Linked DNA regions of Homo sapiens: region 1 is linked to region 2. Evidence: chromatin loops called from intact Hi-C (ENCODE). Cell type or tissue: HCT116. All regions are shown on one strand. Each heading gives the region's core, and the rest is flanking DNA. Links, peaks and the distances in the headings are about the cores only.

Evidence for each region. A loop is a pair of places that touch in the nucleus more often than their neighbours do. Peaks named below come from ENCODE experiments on the same cell type or tissue, not always from the same donor. Only the 100,000 strongest peaks of a DNase experiment are listed, where the experiment ranks them.
Region 1: it touches region 2 in a loop (4-fold over the local background); 2 of 110 quality-filtered maps call a loop at or near these places.

The regions. Positions count from the first base shown.
Region 1 is chr10:90,082,980-90,092,897 of GRCh38, reverse strand. No RefSeq gene overlaps it. Among named protein-coding and RNA genes, the nearest start is that of LINC01375, 130 kb to the right of the region's middle. RefSeq lists a silencer at 5,417-5,506 and an enhancer at 5,887-6,566. In HCT116, for the core only: no CTCF peak of the experiment used is centred there; a DNase peak (open chromatin) is centred at 5,427; H3K4me3 peaks cover 501 bases; H3K27ac peaks cover 6,290 bases.
Region 2 is chr10:90,222,180-90,232,097 of GRCh38, reverse strand. No RefSeq gene overlaps it. Among named protein-coding and RNA genes, the nearest start is that of LINC01375, 270 kb to the right of the region's middle. In HCT116, for the core only: no CTCF peak of the experiment used is centred there; DNase peaks (open chromatin) are centred at 4,687 and 5,324; H3K27ac peaks cover 6,639 bases.

The DNA of each region.
Region 1 (9,918 bases), core at 921-8,920, 140 kb after region 2:
AAAAGAAATAATATTACGAGAAATTCAAGCCGATGCAGCAAAATATTGGTGGGAAGCCAATATTTTTTCAAAACAGATAATTAAAGAAATCTGAATGATAGAAAAAAATGTATAGGTTCCCCTTGGTTTTCTAAATATGAATGTGCTAAAAGAAGACCATACTAAAAATTAGTGACAATGTAAGAACCAGCTGGGAACCCTGAAAATTGAAGACAAGTCTCAGTTAATTTAGAAAGTTTCATTTGCCATGGTTGAGGATGTGTGCCCTTGTACTGCCTCAGGAGGTCCTGAGGACATGTGCCCAAGGTGGTCAGAGCACAGCTTGGTTTTATATGTTTTAGGGAGACATGAGGCATCAATCAACATATGTAAAACAAACATTGGTTCATTCCAAAAAGGCAAGGCAACTCAAAACAAAAGTGGGACAACTCAAAGCATGGAGGGGTCTTCCAGGTCACAACCATTCCAGAGACAAATGGTTGCATTCTTCTGAGTTTCTGATTAGCCTTTCCAAATGAGGCAATCAGATTTGTATTCATCTCAGTAGGCAAAGAGATGACTTTGAATAGAATGGGAGGCAAGTTTGCCCTAAGCACCTTGAATTTTCCTTTTATTTTAGGGATTTTAGGGGCCAAAGATATTTTCCTTTCACATTTCCCCCTTTTTCCTTTTAAAAATCTTTCAGAGAAAGCATTTTAGAAGAAAATAAGTCTCTGGTCCCAGGTTTTGTCTGATCTCTCATGGCTAGGAGTAGGTCCTCAGTTATTAGGAAATCTCACTTTTAGAAGGCTGTTAAGTCTCATGTCCTACAAAAAGAAAATAGGGGGAGGAAGGGAGAAAAACAACAACAAACAAAAGAACAATCGTGGAAAATAGATATAGTCCACATTACCCTGAATTCCATATATTAGTAGGCAAGTATAAAAGTGGCTTATGTATGTAAATAGGTTGCTGTTATTTTCTTCTGAAGTTTAAGTTGCTAGCTTCAGTTTGCAAGGCTTTACAAAAGCACAGCTTAGTTTTCAGTTACTCCAATTTTTCCAAATTAGGAAAAAATTTTAAAAAGAAATTAAAAAAATTGAAAACATTATTTTGAAGACCTGCAGCCAAGAAAAATTAGAATTCATTTCAAAATGTAGAAAATAATAAAAACTGAAAAACACTAGGGAAGACTAGAATCTAACAACAGGTGTACTATAGTTTTTGAAACATAATTTTTCTTTCTCCGGTTTCCCATTTTTACTAAAGACAAATCATGGTAGGGCTGATTTGCTTTATTATGCTTGGCCTAATAATTTGTATACAGTGCAGCAAGAAAAAGTATTTTTTACATAGGCTTTTAAGTTGGCTGTGATGGAACTGTGTTCCACAGGAAGAATGTTAGATAAGACTTTTCTAAAGCCAACCCAAGCCATGGGTTTGTGCCACCAAATACCTATGAGTTGGGTAATTTTCTCTTCTTGAGGTTCCAAGATAAACTTGGGGCTTCTGAGCCTGTCAGAAAGTGACATTCTTTACCTATCACAGGACAGGACCCCTGTACAGAGGCTCTGTAGACAAAGGCATGAGGCTAGTTTTTCCAAATGGTTTTTACTGGCTCTATAAGTCAAGCTGTATTCCTTAAAGGAAAGCACACCTTTCCAGTCAAAGCCTTGGTAAAAACCAGTTTCTCCTATTGTGTCCTGTTACAGATGAAAACAGGTTCTTATTGCACTTATGCAAATAACTGTATTGTCATAGTTAAGAATATTCACAAATAGTTTCCAAATTCTTGAGAAAATCAGTAGAGACAAACAAATATGCTCAAATTTTATTCATAGAAGTATACTTTACTCAACTGTTGAAAGTTGCTTAAAGTTTTCCTGACTCTGAAAAACAAAACAAAGGATCAGCAATGTCTTAAGCAAAAATTTAAAAGGATTAGTCTTCTATCAGTTCAGTTCATGCAGTTAACTCCTGTTCTGCTTTATATTCCTGAACATTTCAGCTCTCCATGAGAGTCCTGAAAGTTTTTTCCTCTATTCTAACGTCACAATCTCCAAAGTTACCAGAAACCTGCATTTAAGAACACGTATTAGGGTTCTATAGCTGATTATAAAACCACCTTCTAAGGAGGACCGAAACAAGACAAGAATTGTCTGTGGATGACAGAACGTTTTAGGGCAGCCATAGATAAAATTGACAAGGAAATTTGTTACCCAATTATTACTGATAATGTACACTAAGTTGTATCAGAGTTATAGGAGTGTCCCACACTTTTGGAACACATACCAATAACATATTTATACAAATATAGCCTAAAGAAAACCAAACACCATTTCATATTTGACAATGTTTCCTGTGTAATTTTTATGCTAAATAAGCCAAATTATGTCATTCTTGGACTTTAGGGAACCAAATATCTTAAAGGATTAATTAGATCAAAATAGACATAATTTATAATTTGATTTTGGAAAGGTTATCAAATATCAAAGGTTTAAAATACTTAATATCACAGTTCATTGTAAAATAAGTCATTCAGTTGACCAAAGTGATAACTCAAGGATTTTTTTTTTAAAGGCAAAAACTTTCATTCTTTGAGAGAGGAGACTTAATTTTCCAAACAATAAGCCTTAATAAAAACAGCATGAAGCCAACTACATTTTTTTTCAAAATTTTATAAACAGTCTATAAAATTTTAATCTTGACCATAAGATAAAACTTCCATTAGCCTTTCATAACCTTTATAACCTTTATTTAGAAGTCAGCTAATGCTTCAGGAAAACCTTGCTAATCTGGCATGGTCCTATATGATGGTCTTGCCTCAGTGTGCCTTTGACATTAATGAGTAATTTATGGAGAAACAATATATTTTATCTCTCAAAATTGGCCTTTGCAATCTCACACAACCACCTCTTCTGAGATAGTCCCTGGGCCTTGAGGAGTTAAATAGCTTTAATTTCTGGCCTGTGTTTCAGGAATGCAGTTTATTTTGATTGGCATCTTCTACTAGGCCGGAATATGAGGCTTTAATTGCTTTCGGTGTTTAAAATTTAGCAGAACCTGGCATCATTTTACACCCAGGAGTCAAAGCCCTGTAACTCAATGTCACAAGTACTTTAGAAGTGCATACAGAGAGATACTCAGATGTAATCATCTTAATTTAAAAATTTTTTAATCTTAGTTTTTTTCTGAGCAAACTAAAACTTAATAGTAATGTGACAACTTGATCGTATAAAAGTTTGTTTTTTAAAAAAATATATAAATCCTTTTGTTGGGACTTACACAGACTATTCATGCCTGGACTTTCTGGTTTATCCTAAACATCCCTCCTTCTAAAACAGCCAGTCATTTTACTCTAGGACTAAATTTACTATACAAGATTCTTTCTTAATGAAATTATTTATCTTTAAGCTTTCTTACTAAAAAAAAAAAAAAGAAAAGAAAAAAAAACCTGTTTATTTTTATGACTTTCTTTACATTTTTTTTTATTTTCTGGTTTCTTTTACCTTGTTTTATACATGATCTTTAAATAAGCTTTGAATTAGACAAAGATTGTTCACCATTTTTAAAAGGACACAACTTTTTATTTTTTAGAATGTTTTTCTACAATTATATTTTCATTAGCAAATACCCAAATATTATGATGAATTTCTCTACAAGTATTTATCCTATTACATTTACACAGTTTTCTTTTGTTTACCTAGATTATTTGTGAAAACTATGATAGTCATTATTTTAAGTTATGAAACCACCATTACAAAATTATAACTGAGACAGTAAAAAAGATTTGACCTAGCTGACTTCATCTTGCTTTTAACCTCCAAGCTGTCCTTGTTCATTCCTGGGTGCGGGCCGAACTAACTTTGGGAGGAACTTAGTTTACAGTTCAGCTTTGTAACAAAGATGACAGCAAACCTTATTGCCTTTGGACTAGACTGCCTAAAGCTACAAGATTAAAAGTTATAGTAATCGGCTGAAAGTGGTAGCTCATGTCTGTAATCCCAGCACTTTGGGAGGCCAAAGTGGGTGGGTCACTTGAGGTCAGGAGTTCAAAACCAGCCTGACCAACATGGTGAAACCCTGTCTCTACTAAAAATACAAAAATTAGCCAGGTGTGGTGGTGGGTGCCTGTAGTCCCAGCTACTCAGGTGGCTGAGGCACAAGAATCACTTGAACCCAGGAGGCAGAGGTTGCAGTGAGCCAAGATTGCACCACTGCACTTCAGCCTGGGTGACTGAGACTCCATCTCAAAAAAAAAAAAAAATTATGATAATCTTACTAAATTAAAGATGTAACAAGTTTTATTAAACTAATATCAATGTCTTATCTATTAAAGATTACACAAGCAAAGATCATTCTGTTTTGGGTTGGGTGTATAGTTTTGTAATCCCTATGCCAAATTTTGACACCTTACAGTGTTTGGCAGGGATAAGTATGAAATTGGGTGATTAATAAATGCAAAAAAAAGTATGTTGGCAAATTCTTAAGACATTTCTAATATTATTTTACCAATAATTTAAAGTCAGCTTATTTATTAAAGATTTTACTTAAATCAGGTGAACTTGAAAAAGTTCTCTTTTTTCTTTAGTATCTGATTTAAGCACTTTTATTATTTGTTAAGCCAATTAATTAGAGCTCTTTTATATAATTTTAGTAGTGAAACATTGTGTACACAACACATAAATATACCGATGCATTAGGCATGCTGATAGAAGCGCGTCTTACAGATTCACAAAGACCTCTTTTTTTCCCTTTTTTAAAAATCTTACCCTAGGCAGTTGTCAGCTTAATAGCCTTAAATTTGCATATTAAAGGAAACAACTGGGTGAAAAATAAGATAGCAAAATTTGCATCATAAGGTAGAAAGTCTGGTGGGCTAGCGGGAAATTAAAACAAATTTAATTGCCAATTGAACATACAATTATAGAAGTCTTTTATAAAGGCCTTCAAATATATACACGTACACATATACATACACACATACACACAAAGATTCTATTGTTTTTACTTCAGTACTTTAGTCATCAGATAAATGCAAATTTGTCAGCTTGCAAAAAAAAAAAAAAAAAACTGTTAAGTCCAAACAGTGGTTTTTATTTCAGTAGAAAAGTAACAGCAGATTTAAAGCAGGCAGAAAAGAAAAGAGAGAAAAGGGAAACCTAGGAACTCTTAATGTGTGGGTCAACCTTAAGGCTCTTTTTCCCTAATGTAAATGTGCACAAAGACCATATTACTTCCATTTTTCTCTGGCAAGTAGAGGTGCCATAAAACCTACAGAGTGATCAAAAGGGGGTCATTCCCCTTGTTTTCTCCTCATTATTTGATTATTTGTTTCCTGCTCTTTTTCTTTCTTTTTTTTTTTTTTTTTTTTTTTTTTCCTTAAAAGGAGGAACTGAGCTATGGCCTATGGTTTTCATGTGGTGGATTGATATGTGCTTTTTGTGGGCAAGGCTCCACAGTGTGTCACCACTGAGTCATTTACACCTTCTTACATGTCTCAGAACTTATATGCGTTTCCTGGATGATTCACTTTCTAAAATCAATTTTTGTTGGGGATTTTCCTGCAGGATCACAGCATGTAGTAGGGGATCAACACCCCAGACTTTCCCACAAGACCCCTGGTCACCCAGGGGTACCTTTTGGCTGGAAGGAGCAAATGCCCTTTTTCTTTAGCACTGGGAAAACTCAGTCTCTCATTAACCCATGAAAACAACAGTTGAGTTCCTCATGCAAATGCTCACAGACAAATCAAATTAAGATTAATTTTGGAAGAAAAAGCAATAGAGAAGGCCCTTTAGAATGCATCTCTGAACTAGAATTAGAATCCATAAACAACAACTTCCTAAAAGAGAAAAGAAAAACAAAACAGCCAAGACCACTTCCTGTTCTCATCCTAATTCTCATCCACCATTATACATGCCAAGGTCAAATTCCCTCACAGTGAAAAGTCATCTCTGGCACTCCAAAAGCCAAAGAGGTCAAATCATGCAATATAGGAAAACAGAGCTTTAGACCTAAAAAGAATTTGCCCATGACTCTTGAAACTCCACAAAGAAAACAAAACACCCCAAAAGGGGGTGAGTGGTGACTTTGTCCTAAATTCTTTAAAGGGGTTCAAGTCATTGTCAGGCCTCTGAGCCCAAGCCAAGCCATCGCATCCCCTGTGACTTGCATCTGGATATGCCCAGATGGCCTGAAGTAACTGAAGAATCACAAAAGAAGTGAATATGCCCTGCCCCACCTTAACTAATGACATTCCACCACAAAAGAAGTGTAAATGGCCGGTCCTTGCCTTAACTGATGACATTACCTTGTGAAAGTCCTTTTCCTGGCTCATCCTGGCTCAAAAAGCACCCCCACTGAGCACCTTGCCACCCCCCATTCCGGCCCACCAGAGAACAAACCCCCTTTGACTGTAATTTTCCTTTACCTACCCAAATCCTATAAAACGGCCCCACCCTTATCTCCCTTCACTGACTCTTTTCGGACTCAGCCTGCCTGCACCCAGGTGAAATAAACAGCCATGTTGCTCACACAAAGCCTGTTTGGTGGTCTCTTCACATGGACACGCATGAAATTTGGTGCCGTGACTCGGATCAGGGGACCTCCCTTGGGAGATCAATCCCCTGTCCTCCTGTTCTTTGCTCTGTGAGAAAGATCCACCTATGACCTCAGGTCCTCAGATCGACCAGCCCAAGGAATATCTCACCAATTTTAAATCAGGTAAGCGGCCTCTTCTCTCTTCTCCAACCTCTCTCACTGTCCCTCAACCACTTTCTTCTTTCCACTCGTCAATCTCTCCCTTCTCTTAATTTCAATTCCTTTCATTTTCTGGGAGAGACAAAGGAGATACGTTTTATCTGTGCACCCAAAACTCCAGTGCCGGTCACGGGCTGGGAAGGCAGCCTTCCCTTGGTGTTTAATCATTGGAGGGACACCTCTCTGATTATTCACCCACGTTTCAAAGGTGTCAGACCACGCAGGGATGCCAGCCTTGGTCCTTCACCCTTAGCAGCAAGTCCCGCTTTTCTGGGGAAGGGGCAAGTACCCCAACCCCTTCTCTCCTTGTCTCTACCCCTTCTCTGCTTTCCTGGGGCAGGGGCAAGTACCCCTCAACCCCTTCTCCTTCACTCTTAGCGGCAAGTCCCGCTTTTCTAGAGGAGGGCAAGTACCCCAACCTCGTATCTCTGTGCCCCAATCCCTTATTTCAGTGCCCCGACCCCTTATTTCCATGCCCCTACCCCTTATTTCTGCACCCCATCCCTTATTTTTGCACCCCAACCTCTTATCTCTGCACCCCAACCCCTTTTCCCACTTTTCTGGAAGGTAAGAACCTCCGAACCCCTTCCCTCTGTTTCTCTACTCTCTCTTTTCTCTAGGCTTGCTTCCTTCATTATAGGCAACCTTCTACCCTCCATTCCTCCTTCTACTCCCTTGGCCTGTGTTCTCAAAAACTTAAAACCTCTTCAACTCACACCTGACCTAAAACCTAAATGCCTTATTTTCTTCTGCAATGCCGCTTGACCCCAATACAAACTCGACAGTAGTTCCAAATAGCCAGAAAATGGCACTTTGAATTTTTCCATCCTGCAAGATCTAAATAATTCTTGTCATAAAATAGGCAAACGGTCTGAGGTGCCTGACGTCCAGGCATTCTTTTACACATCAGTCCCTTCCTAGTCTCTGTGCCCAGTGCAACTCGTCCCAAATCTTCCTTCTTTCCCTCCCGCCTGTCCCCTCAGTACCAACCCCAAGCATCGATGAGTCTTTCTAATCTTCCTTTTCTACACACCCATCTGACCTCTCCCTTCCTCCCCAGGCTGCTCCTCGCCAGGCCGAGCTAGGTCCCAATTCTTCCTCAGCCTCTGCTCCTCCACCCTATAATCTTTTTATCACCTCCCCTCCTCACACCTGCTCTGGCTTACAGTTTCGTTCCGTGACTAGCCCTCCCCAACCTGCCCAGCAATTTACTCTTAAAAAGGTGGCTGGAGCCAAAGGCATAGTCAAGGTTAATGCTCCTTTTTCTTTATCCCATATCAGAAGCGTTTAGGCTCTTTTTCATCAAATATAAAAATCCAGCCCAGTTCATGGCTCGTTTGGCAGCAACCCTGAGATGCTTTACAGCCCTAGACCCTAAAAGGTCAAAAGGCCGTCTTATTCTCACTATACATTTTATTACTCAATCTGCTCCCGACATTAAATAAAACTCCAAAAATTGGAATCTGGCCCTCAAACCCCACAACAGGACTTAATTAACCTCACCTTCAAGGTGTACAATAACAGAAAAAAGTTGCAATTCCTTGCCTCCACTGTGAGACAAACCCCAGCCACATCTCCAGCACACAAGAACTTCCAAACGCCTGAACCGCAGCGGCCAGGCGTTCCTCCAGAACCTCCTCCCACAGGAGCTTGCTACATGTGCCAGAAATCTGGCCACTGGGCCAAGGAATGCCCGCAGCCCAGGATTCCTCCTAAGCCGCGTCCCATCTGTGTAAGACCCCACTGAAAGTCGGACTGTTCAACTCACCTGGCAGCCACTCCCAGAGCCCCTGGAACTCTGGCCCAAGGCTCTCTGACTGACTCCTTCCCAGATCTTCTCGGCTTAGCGGCTGAAGACTGAAACTGCCCGATTGCCTTGGAAGCCCCCTAGAGCATCACGGATGCCGAGCTTCGGGTAACTCTCACAGTGGAAGGTAAGCCCGTCCCCTTCTTAATCAATACAGAGGCTACACACTCCGCATTACCTTCTTTTCAAGGGCCTGTTTCCCTTGCCTCCATAACTGTTGTGGGTATTGACGGCCAGGCTTCTAAACCTCTTAAAACTCCCCAACTCTGGTGCTAACTTAGACAATACTCTTTTAAGCACTCCTTTTTAGTTATCCCCACCTGCCCAGTTCCCTTATTAGGCTGAGACACTTTAACTAAATTACCTGCTTCCCTGACTATTCCTGGACTACAGCTATATCTCATTGCCGCCCTTCTTCCCAATCGAAAGCCTCCTTTGCATCCTCCTCTTGTATCCTCCCACCTTAACCCACAAGTATAAGATACCTCTACGCCCTCCTTGGTGACTGATCATGTACCCATTACCATCTCATTAAAACCTAATCACCCTTACCCCACTGAACGCCAATATCCCATCCCGCAGCACGCTTTAAAAAGATTAAAGCCTGTTATCACTCGTCTGCTACAGCATGGCCTTTTAAAGCCTATAAACTCTCCTTACAATTCCCCCATTTTACCTGTCCTAAAACCAGACAAGCCTTACAAGTTAGTTCAGGATCTGCACCTTATCAACCAAATTGTTTTGCCTATCCACCCCGTGGTGCCAACCCATACACTCTTTTGTCCTCAATACCTTCCTCCACAATTCACTATTCTGTGCTTGACCTTAAAGATGCTTTTTTCACTATTCCCCTGCACCTCTTGTCCCAGCCTCTCTTTGCTTTCACTTAGACTGACCCTGACACCCATCAAGCTCAGCAAATTACCTAGGCTGTTCTGCCGCAAAGCTTCACAGACAGCCCCCATTACTTCAATCAAGCCCAGATTTCTTCCTCATCTGTTACCTATCTCGGCATAATTCTCATAAAAACACAAGTGCTCTCCCTGCCAATCATGTCTGAATGATCTCTCAAACCCAAGCACCTTCTACAAAACAACAACTCCTTTCCTTCCTAGGCATGGTTAGCACAGTCAGAATTCTTACACAAGAGCCAGGACCACACCCTGTAGCCTTTCTGTCCAAACAACTTGACCTTACTGTTTTAGCCTAGCCCTCATGTCTGCATGCAGCGTCTGCCGCTGCTTTGATACTTTTAGAGGCCCTCAAAATCACAAACTATACTCAACTCACTCTCTACAGTTCTCGTGACTTCCAAAATCTATTTTCTTCCTCATACCTGATGCATATACTTTCTGCTCCCCGGCTCCTTC
Region 2 (9,918 bases), core at 1,004-9,003:
CTCTTCTTTTCTTGGTTAATCTTACTAATGGTTCATCAATTTTATTTATCTTTTCAAAGAATCAGCTTTTCGTTTCATTTATCTTTTGTATTTTTTTCATTTCAATTTCATTTAGTTCTGCTCTGATCTTGATTATTTCCCTTCTTCTTCTGGGTTTAGGTTTGGTTTGTTCTTGTTTTTCTAGTTCCTTGAGCTAGTGACCTTAGATTGTCTGTGCTTTTTCAGACTTTTTGATGTAGGCATTTAGGGCTATGAAATTTCCTCTTAGCACTGTCTTTGCTGTATCCCAGAGGTTTTGATATATTGTGTCACTATTGTCATTCAATTCAAAGGATTTTTAATTTCTATCTTGATTTCATTTTTGACCCAATGATCATTCAGGAGCAGGTTATTTAATTTCCATGTATTTGCATGGTTTTGAAGGTTCCTTTCGGAGTTGATTTCCAGTTTATTCCACTGTGGTCTGAGAGAGTGCTTGATATAATTTCAATTTTCTTGAATGTATTGAGGCTCATTGGGTGGCCTATCATATGGTCTGTCTTGGAGAGAGTTTCATGCACTGCTGAATAGAATGTATATTCTGTGGTTGTTGGGTAGAATGTTCTGTAAATACCTGTTAAGTCCATTTGTTCCAGGATATAGTTTAATCCATTGTTTCTTTGTTGACTTTCTGTCTTGATGACCTGTCTAGTGCTGTCAGTGGAGTATTGAAGTCCTCCATTATTTTTGTGTTGCTGTCTATCTTATTTCTTAGGTCTATTAGTAATTGTTTTAGAAATTTGGGAGCTCCAGTGTTAGGTGCATATATATTTAGGATTGTAATATTTTCCTGTTGGACAAGGCCTTTTATCATTTTATAATGACCCTCTTTGTCTTTTTTAACTGCTGTTGCTTTAAAGTTTTTTTTGTCTAATGTAAGAATAGCTCCCTCTGCTCGTTTTGGGGGTTTATTTGCATGAAATGTCTTTTTCCATCCATTTACCTTATTTGTGTCCTTATGTGTTAGGTGTGTCTCTTGAAGGCAGCAGATAGTTCATTGGTGAATTCTTACCCATTCTGCCATTCTATATCTTTTTAGTGGAGCATTTTGGCCATTTACATCCGATTTTAGTATTGAGATGGGAGGTACCATTCCATTTATTGTGCTATTTTTTGCCCGTATACTTTTTTATTGTATTTTTGTTTCTTAGGTTCTGTGAGATTTATGTTTTAAAGAGGTTATGTTTTGATGGGTTTCCAGGATTTGTTTCAAGATTTAGAGCTCCTTTTTGCAGTTCTTTAGAGCTCGCTTGGTAATGGTGAATTCTCTCAGCGTTTGTTTGTCTGAAAAAGACTGTATCTTTCCTTCACTTATGAAGCTTAGTTTTGCTGGTAATTGTTTTGTCTGAGGGGGCTGACGATAGAGCCCCAATCTCTTCTATCTTGTAGGGTTTCTGCTGAGAAATCGGATGTTAATTTGTAAGATTTTTCCTTATAGGTTACGTGGTGTTTTTTGCCTCACAGTGCTTAACAGTCTTTCCTTTGTCTTAACTGTAGATAACCTAATGACAGTGTACCTAGGCGATGATCTTTTTGTGATTAATTTCCCAGGTGTTCTTTGAGCTTCTCGTATTTGGATGTCTAGTTCTGTAGCAAGGCTGAGGAAGTTTTCCTTGATTATTCTTCCAAATATATTTTCCAAAGTTTTTGATTTTTCTTCTTCCTCAGGAACACCAATTATTCTTAGGTTTGGTTGTTTAAAATGATCCCAGACTTCTTGGAGGCTTTGTTCATATTTTCTTACTCGTTTTTTCCTTGTCTTTTGTTGGATTGGGTTAATTCAAAAATCTTGTCTTCAAGCTCTGAAGTTCTTTCTTCTGCTTGTTCCATTCTATTTCTGAGACTTTCCAGAGCATTTTGCAATTTTGTAAGTGCATCCATTTTTCCTGAAGTTTTGTTTTTTATGTATGCTATCTATTTTATTAAATATTTCTCCCTTCACTTCTTGTATCATTTTTTTTTTATTTCCTTACATTCGGCTTGGCCTTTCTCTGGTGCCTCCCTGGTTAGCTTAATAACTAACCTTCTGAATTCTTTTTCAGATAGATCCAGGATTTCTTCTTGGTTTTGATCCATTGCTGGAGAGCTAGTGTGATTTTTGGGGGGTATTAAAGAATGTTGTTTTGTCGTATTACCAGGGTTGGTTTTCTGGTTCCTTCACATTTGGGTAGGCTCTGTCAGAGGGAAGGTCTAGGACTCAAGGCTGTTGTTCAGTTTCTCTTGACCCATGGGGTGTTTCCTTTGAGGTAGTACTCTCCCTCTTTTCCTAGGGAAGTGGCTTCCTGAGAGTCAAGCTGTAGTGATTGTTATCGCTCTTCTGGATCTAATCACCCGGCAAGTCCACCAGGCTCTGGGCTGGTAGTTGGGGTTGTCTGCACAGAGTCCTGTGATGTGAACAATCTGTGGGTCTCTTAGTCATGGATACCAGGACCTGCTTCAGTGGAGGTGGCAGGGGGGTGAAATGGACTCTGTGAGGGTTCTTAGCTTTGGTTGATTAATGCATTATTTTTGTGCTGGTTGGCTTCCTGTTGGAAGGTGGTGCTTTCAAGAGAGCATCAGCTGTGGTAGTATGGAGTGGAACAGGTGGCAGGCCTAAACCTCTTTTTTTCTAAATAAATTACCCAGTCTTGAGTATTTCTTCATAGCAATATGAAAATGAATGGAGTGTATGTTGTAATCCCTTGAACAACCACTAAAAATAGTGGTTTAGCCAAAAAGCCAATAAAAAAATTATAATTAAAATATGATACATATTCAGTACTTAGGCAAGGAATGGAGATAAGAGAAAGAGAAAACAGAAGGGATAAATAAAAAAGTAATAAAATGGCAGACCTAAATCTTACCATACGAATGATTCATTAAATGTTAATGAATGAAGCACTTCCAGTTAAAGTGCAGAGATTATCAGGGGGATAAGAAAGCAAGACCCAATCAACTTAATGCTATCCTTAAGAGATGCACTTGAAATATAAAGACACAAATAACTTGAAAGTAAAGAGTTATAAAATATATATATATATATACCACAAAAACATAAAGCATTAAAAATGAGGGCATAAAACTACTAATAGAAAACATAGAGGAAATGCTTGATGACATTGGTCTGGGCAAGTATTTTTGGATAGTACTTCAAGGTCACAGGCAACAAAAGCAAAAATAGACAAATGGGATTACATCAAACTAAAAAGCTTCTGCACAGAAAAAGGAACAATCAACAGAGTAAAAAAAATCAACCTACAGAATTGGGAGAAAATATTTGCACACTATACATCTGACAAGGGATTAATATCCAAGATTTATAAGAAACTCAAACAATAGCAAAAGCAAATAACCCAGTTTAAAAGTGAGCAAAAGACTTGAATAAATATTTCTCAAAAGAAGATACACAAATGGCCAACAGGTATTGAAAAAATGTTAAACATCACTAATCATCAGGGAAATGCAAATCAAAACCACAATGAAATATCACCTCACCCCACTTAGAATGGTTATTATCCAAAATACAAAAGATAATAAGTGTTTGCAAGGATGTAGAGAAAAGGGAACCTTTACACACTATTGGTGAGAATTAAAAATTAGTGCAGCTATTATGGAAAACAGTTTGGAGGTTCCTAAAAAATTTAGAAATAAAACTACCATATGGTCTATAATCCCACTACTGAGTATATGTCCAAAAGAAAGGAAATCAGTATGCCAAAGATATATCTACACTCCAGTGTTTATTGCAGCATTATTTACAGTAGCTGAGATGTGGAATCAACCCAAATATCTACCAGTAGATGAATGGATAATGAAAATGTGGTATATATACACAATAGAATACTATTCAGCCACACAAAATAATAAAATCCTGCCATTTGTGACAATATGGATGAACCTAGAGGACATTATGTTAAGTGAAATAAGCCAGGCACAGAAAGATAATTACTGCATATTCTCTCTCATATGTGGAATCTAAAAAGTTGATCTCATCGAAGTAGAGAGTCAAATAGTGGTTACCAGAGGCTGGGATGGTTGGGAGGATATGGGAAGATGTTAGTCACAGGATGCATAATTACAGTTAGATGAGTTGGATGGGGGAATAAACTTTAAGGGGTCTATTGTACAATAAACTGATTATAGTTAATTACAATATATTGTATTCTTGAAAAATGTGAAGAGTGGATGTTAAATGCTCACCACAAAGTTGTAACTATGTGAGTAATGCATTTCTTTGCTAGCTAGGTTTACACATTCTACAATGTATATATACTTCAAAACACGATATGGTTTTATACATGATCAAAACATACAATGTTATCTGTCAATTAAAAAAAGAAAAGCTTGTTTACATGAAGCAAAAATTGAAAGAATTAAAAGGAAAAAGATAATTATATCACCATAGTTAGAGATTTCAATACTCCATTTGATAAAACAACTAGACAAAAACATCAGTAAAAACAGACAACTTGAACAACACTATCAGCTATCTTGATCTAAAAGTTAGGGAACAGTAGACCCAACATCTGCATTATAACACATTTATTTCAAAACCGCATGGTACATTCACCAAGATGAATCACAAGGAATAAAACAAATCTCATCATCAGAGGTTTGTGGTGAATGAGTGGGCGAGTGACTTTGATCAGGTAGATATGTTTCTGAAAACCCATTATGAGTGGAGCATTGTCTAGGAAATTACAAAGGAAGGTGATGACTCAGTTCTTCCCTCAAAGTTGGCATAATATAATGAGATTGGGCCAAGATAATGGTGGATACATAAGTGCCAGTGACCCAAAAATGAACTTGCCTGATCCACAGGAGCTTTATTCAGGACTGCATGCCACATATATGGAAGAAATATTTTTAGAAAACACATTAAAATTGTCTACAAGTCATTTATTTATGGTGCCAGAAATTGCAGTTAGCTGGATTTGTCTACTCCCTTTCAGGAAAATAGGAGCTTGATAATATTTATCTTCAAGGTTTCAGGTCTGAGGGCAGGCAAATTGTGAAAAATAGGAATGTTTTCTTCCTGTCTTTTACCCTCTGAGACCATGTGACCCAACAGAAATATAATGAAAACCACAAAGGCAAGCCACATATGCAATTTTAAATTTTCTAGTATCTACATTGAAGGAAATACAAAGAAACAAGAGAAATTGATTTTAGTAATACATTTTATTTAAGCTAATGTTTTAAAAAATATTACTTCAAAATGCAATAATTATAAAAGTTATAAATGAGATAATTGGCATTTTTATGTTGCCTTAATGAAATATGATGTCTGGGGGCAGGGGGTGTATGTTTTACAGTCCGTCTTAATTTGAACTAACCACATTCAAGTGCTCAAAAGTCACATGTGGTTAGTGTCTGCCATATTAGATAGCATGGCTCTAGTAAGTAGCAGAGAGAAAAAAAAACACTATTTATTTTTCTCTACTCCATCTTCTATGCTGTTAGAACCTACCTTTGAGCTAAGATGATCCATGCGCTCTCCACCCTCTAACAACACAGATGTTGCCGATTATACCAACAGGGCCAGGAAAGGAGCATAAACCCAGGTTAAGCCAGAGGAGATAGGAAGGGTCTTTTCACTGCCTTGGAGAGCCTCTGTCTTGATCTGTCCTGTCCTGTCACCATGTCAAGAACCCTTGTGTATGAATTGCAGAGAGTGTAAATTAAAATACATAAAAATTGTTAAAGCAATATAATTATCAAGAACATGGCTCTGGGAGTAAACAAACCTGTGTTTCAATGCTGGCTCTGCCACCACTAGCTTTAAGTCCCTGAAAAAGTGATCTAATTGCTCTCAGCTTCAGTTTCTTTATGTGTAAAATAGGAATTATAATAACTATTTTGTAAGATTGTTGTAAAATCCTACAGGGATATATTATACATATGTAAAATGCCCGGTGGAGTTCATAGCACACAGACACTCAATGATTGCCAATGCTGTTGTTTTGGTTGTTGCTAGTGCTCAGAGAAGAGAATTTGTTAACCAAGCACACTCCATAAAATGTATACCCTGGAGAATTTTTGTAAAATTTTTCTGACAGTGATATTAGCATAGCTGACATAGAAAATCTGACGTAATAACATTTCCAGTGATAATCTCAAAAATTATATCCAAATAAGAACAGACCTACACACATAGATATAGCTTATGTTAAAATCCTAACATTTTAAACTTGATATCAGAAAGTCCTTCCAATTATGCAAAACTTTTCACTTCTGTTTTAAATTTTAAGGTAATTCTCATAGTAACTTCCATACACTGCTGCAAATGGTACACAAACATTTCAAAAGAATTTTTAAATATGTTGCAAAGACATTATACAAAATTTAGCAGAAATGCTGCAAGTCATAGTGAAGACAAATCTTTCATGGAGAACTAAAATTGTACATAGCCAGAAATTTTAAATTTGAAAAACATATATATATATATATATATATATATATATATATATATATATATATATATATATATAAATTGAGTGCTCCGAGGGGGGAGAAGGTATTGTTAACAAATCCTTCTGAAAAATAAGTAAATTATTGAGATTAAGCAATAACTCAACAAATCAGAAGAAAATGATGAAATGGGAATGACAGAATGAGACTGGGAACAATTTCTTCAGTGTTATGAGATTAGAACTTGCTCAGCTATTACCATCTGTTGATTATAACACTGAGTTCTTGTTATTTCATAAAAAAAAAACATTTGCTCTGGGGAAAGGTTGAACCCCTAAGGCCTGGGGCTGAGGCAAGTTTAAATAGATTGCAAATATCTGCTTATAAGCTAAGTTCAGGCTGCAGTGAGGAACAGGCCAGGATTTCACACTTTTTGGTAGAAGTAACCCACAATTTGCCAGAGTGCATTGTTGGATGCTTAACATTAAAGTTTGTCTTAGTCCATTTTGTGCTACTATAACACAATATCTGAGACTGGATGATTTATGAAGAAGAGAAATGTATTTCTCACAGTTCTGGAGGATGAGAAATCAAAGATCAAGGTGCCGGCATCTGGTGAAGGCCTTCCAGCTGTGTGAATGAAGCAGAATGAAGAAGGGTAAAAGAGCAATTTCATGGTCATAAGCCCTTTTCATAGCAGACTTAATCCACACATGAACTAAACACTTCCCAAAAGGCCCACCTGTGAACACTGTAGTTGCATTGGGAATTAAGTTTCCAACACATGCATTTTGGGGACACATTCAGTCCATAGCAAAGCGTTAACTTATTAGAAATTTTAGCAGCTCTGAGATTTCTAGAGCCTGTAACATACTATGTTCATTGTGATTTTCCAAGATTCAAAAAATGTATTAGTGTTTCCCAAACATAGGCGACCACAATGCTCGTGTTTCTTGGAGCATTTAGAAAAGCAGGCTACTGTTTCATAGACACATTTTTGAGACTCATGGCTACTGTCAGATAAACAGACACAGCCTAAAGTCTGTCTCATAAAACTGCCTCATAATCCCCGCTCCACCTCTTCCCATACCAACACACATCAGATATAGTTTTATGATGAATTACATAAAAATTTACCAAATGATTTTTTCCTAAAATTTAGTTGCAATGCTTTTTATGACATATTTGCCATCTATTGTCATGTAACAAATCCTCAAAATTTCGCAGTTTAAAATGACAGACACTAATTATCTCACATTTTCTGTCAGTCAGGAATCTGGGCACCACTTAGTTGGGTGTTTCTGACTCAAGCTCTTTCATGAGCTATAGTCAAGATGTTAGGCAGAGCTGCAGTCTCATGTGGATGAGATGACTGAGGTCAGTTAATTTGTGTACAAGCTCATTCACATGGCTGTTGACAGGCCTTGGTCACTCACCCCATGGGCTACTCCATAGGACTGCCCTACAATATGGCAGCTGGCTTCCCCCAAGGCAAGTGACGCCAGAGCTGTGAGGGGGAGCACACTCTTCCATATTCTATTCATTAGAAGCAAGGCAATAATTCCAGCCACCCCAAAGAAGAAGAGATTGCCTAAGGCCAGGAACACTAGGAAGCAAGGATCATTGGGACTCCTCTCACAGGTTGCCTAATGCATTGTCCAAGGATTTCATGTAAATGCTTCCTTTTAGTCAATATCTAAATATGTCAAGCTCATTACTACATTATACACATTATCCCTAATTCTAACAATAACTCTACATAGATAACTATTATTGGTGTTTTTTTAGCAAAATAAGTGAGGATCTGAGAGTTTAAGTAACCCTCCAATGATCACATAGCTTATACGTAACAGGAACAAAACTTGAAATAACTTATCTGCCAACTAGTTCCATGACTTTTCAATCATGTCTCTACTATTTGAGATATGTGTCACTGAATTTATTATTCTAAAGGTATATTAGAATGCTGTACTTGTCAAGCACTGAAATGCAAAAGAAATCATAAAACTGAAAGTAACAAAATGTCAAAAAAGAAACTAAATATTTATATTATTCTGTTCACTGAAATCTTGCCTTCAGATGAAAATTCATTATTGATGGTGCTTTAATAAAGAGATATTTTAATTCAAATTCCTGAGCAATATAAATAAGCATTTTTTGAAGTAATAATTCTGCAAATAGAGCAATTTTATATTACCAGAATGTAACTGGACCCAGGTTTGGCTGTTTGCCACTTGAAAGCCAAACATGACAGGCAAGGGCTGGTGGGCAGAAAAGTGGGTTTAATTGGAGAGACAGCAAACCAAGAAGATGGTAATTTGACATTTTAAAGTACTGTCTTAAATTTTAAAATTTACCATAGGGTTTTTAAAGGGAAACTTGGCATGGGAGACATGAGGAGTTGTGCAGGGTGCAGGGTCTACGTGTCTTCATTCTGATGGTTATCTTGGGCAATCACCCATCAGGAAGTCTGGTCGGCATTATCTTGACTTTGGCCTGTTGGTGGTGGACTCATTGTTCACAACTTTCCCAAAGTAGGCGGATTCCACAACAGGGTTTCCGTGCCTAGGTTGTTGCAAGATTAGCCTCTGGGATTTCTTAGGCAAGAGTATAGTCAGGTAAGTATGCATTGCCAGAGGGGAGTGTTTAGAGAGGGAAGGAATGAAGAGGTGAGAGGGGAGGAAACGAAGAAAAATAATGTGGATAATTAAAAAATATTTTTTAAACTGAGGTTCCTGGTTATAAGAATATGACATAACAGAAAAAAGGAAAATGCCTGAAGATTCTGCTAATTTGAACAATATATATGCATATAGCTTAGTTTAAAAGCATATAATACATGAGATTCAGGGTCAAAATTCCTATGAAATATTTTTTGTCAGAGAATCGGGAATTCAATTTTCATTGGAATCAGTATAGAGCAGAAAAGAAACGTTGTGTTTATCCTATTAGCTGTTCTCTGTACTACGTCTGATTGTAAAGAACAGAAATAAATAAATACTATCCAGGAACAGAGAGTGAGTTGAAAGCATCAGGGAAATGTGTTTTTCTATGATCCCAGCTGGATTTCACCAGGGCTAAAATCGCATTCCATAAGGATGAGATCAGTGATGGGTGAGACAGAACATGTCTCCCAGCTTTCTACAGATTGTAATCTGATCTACATAGATTACAGCTATGTACTACAAATCTAAATTAACTCAAAGTTTTATGAAAAAAACAGACGTTGGGGTGGTGGAAGAATGAAGTGGCAGAGCATAGAGGATCTTTAGGGCAGTGAAAATACTCTGTATATTTTAATAATGGATATGGGTCATTGCACATTTGTCCAATACCATAGAATGTGTAACACCAAAAGTGCACTCTAATGTAAATTATGGGCATTGGGTGATTATATTATATTGCTTTAGGTTCATCACCAATAACAAATGTATCACTCTGGTGGGGTATGTTGATAATGAAGGAGGTTATGCATGTGTGGGGGCAGAG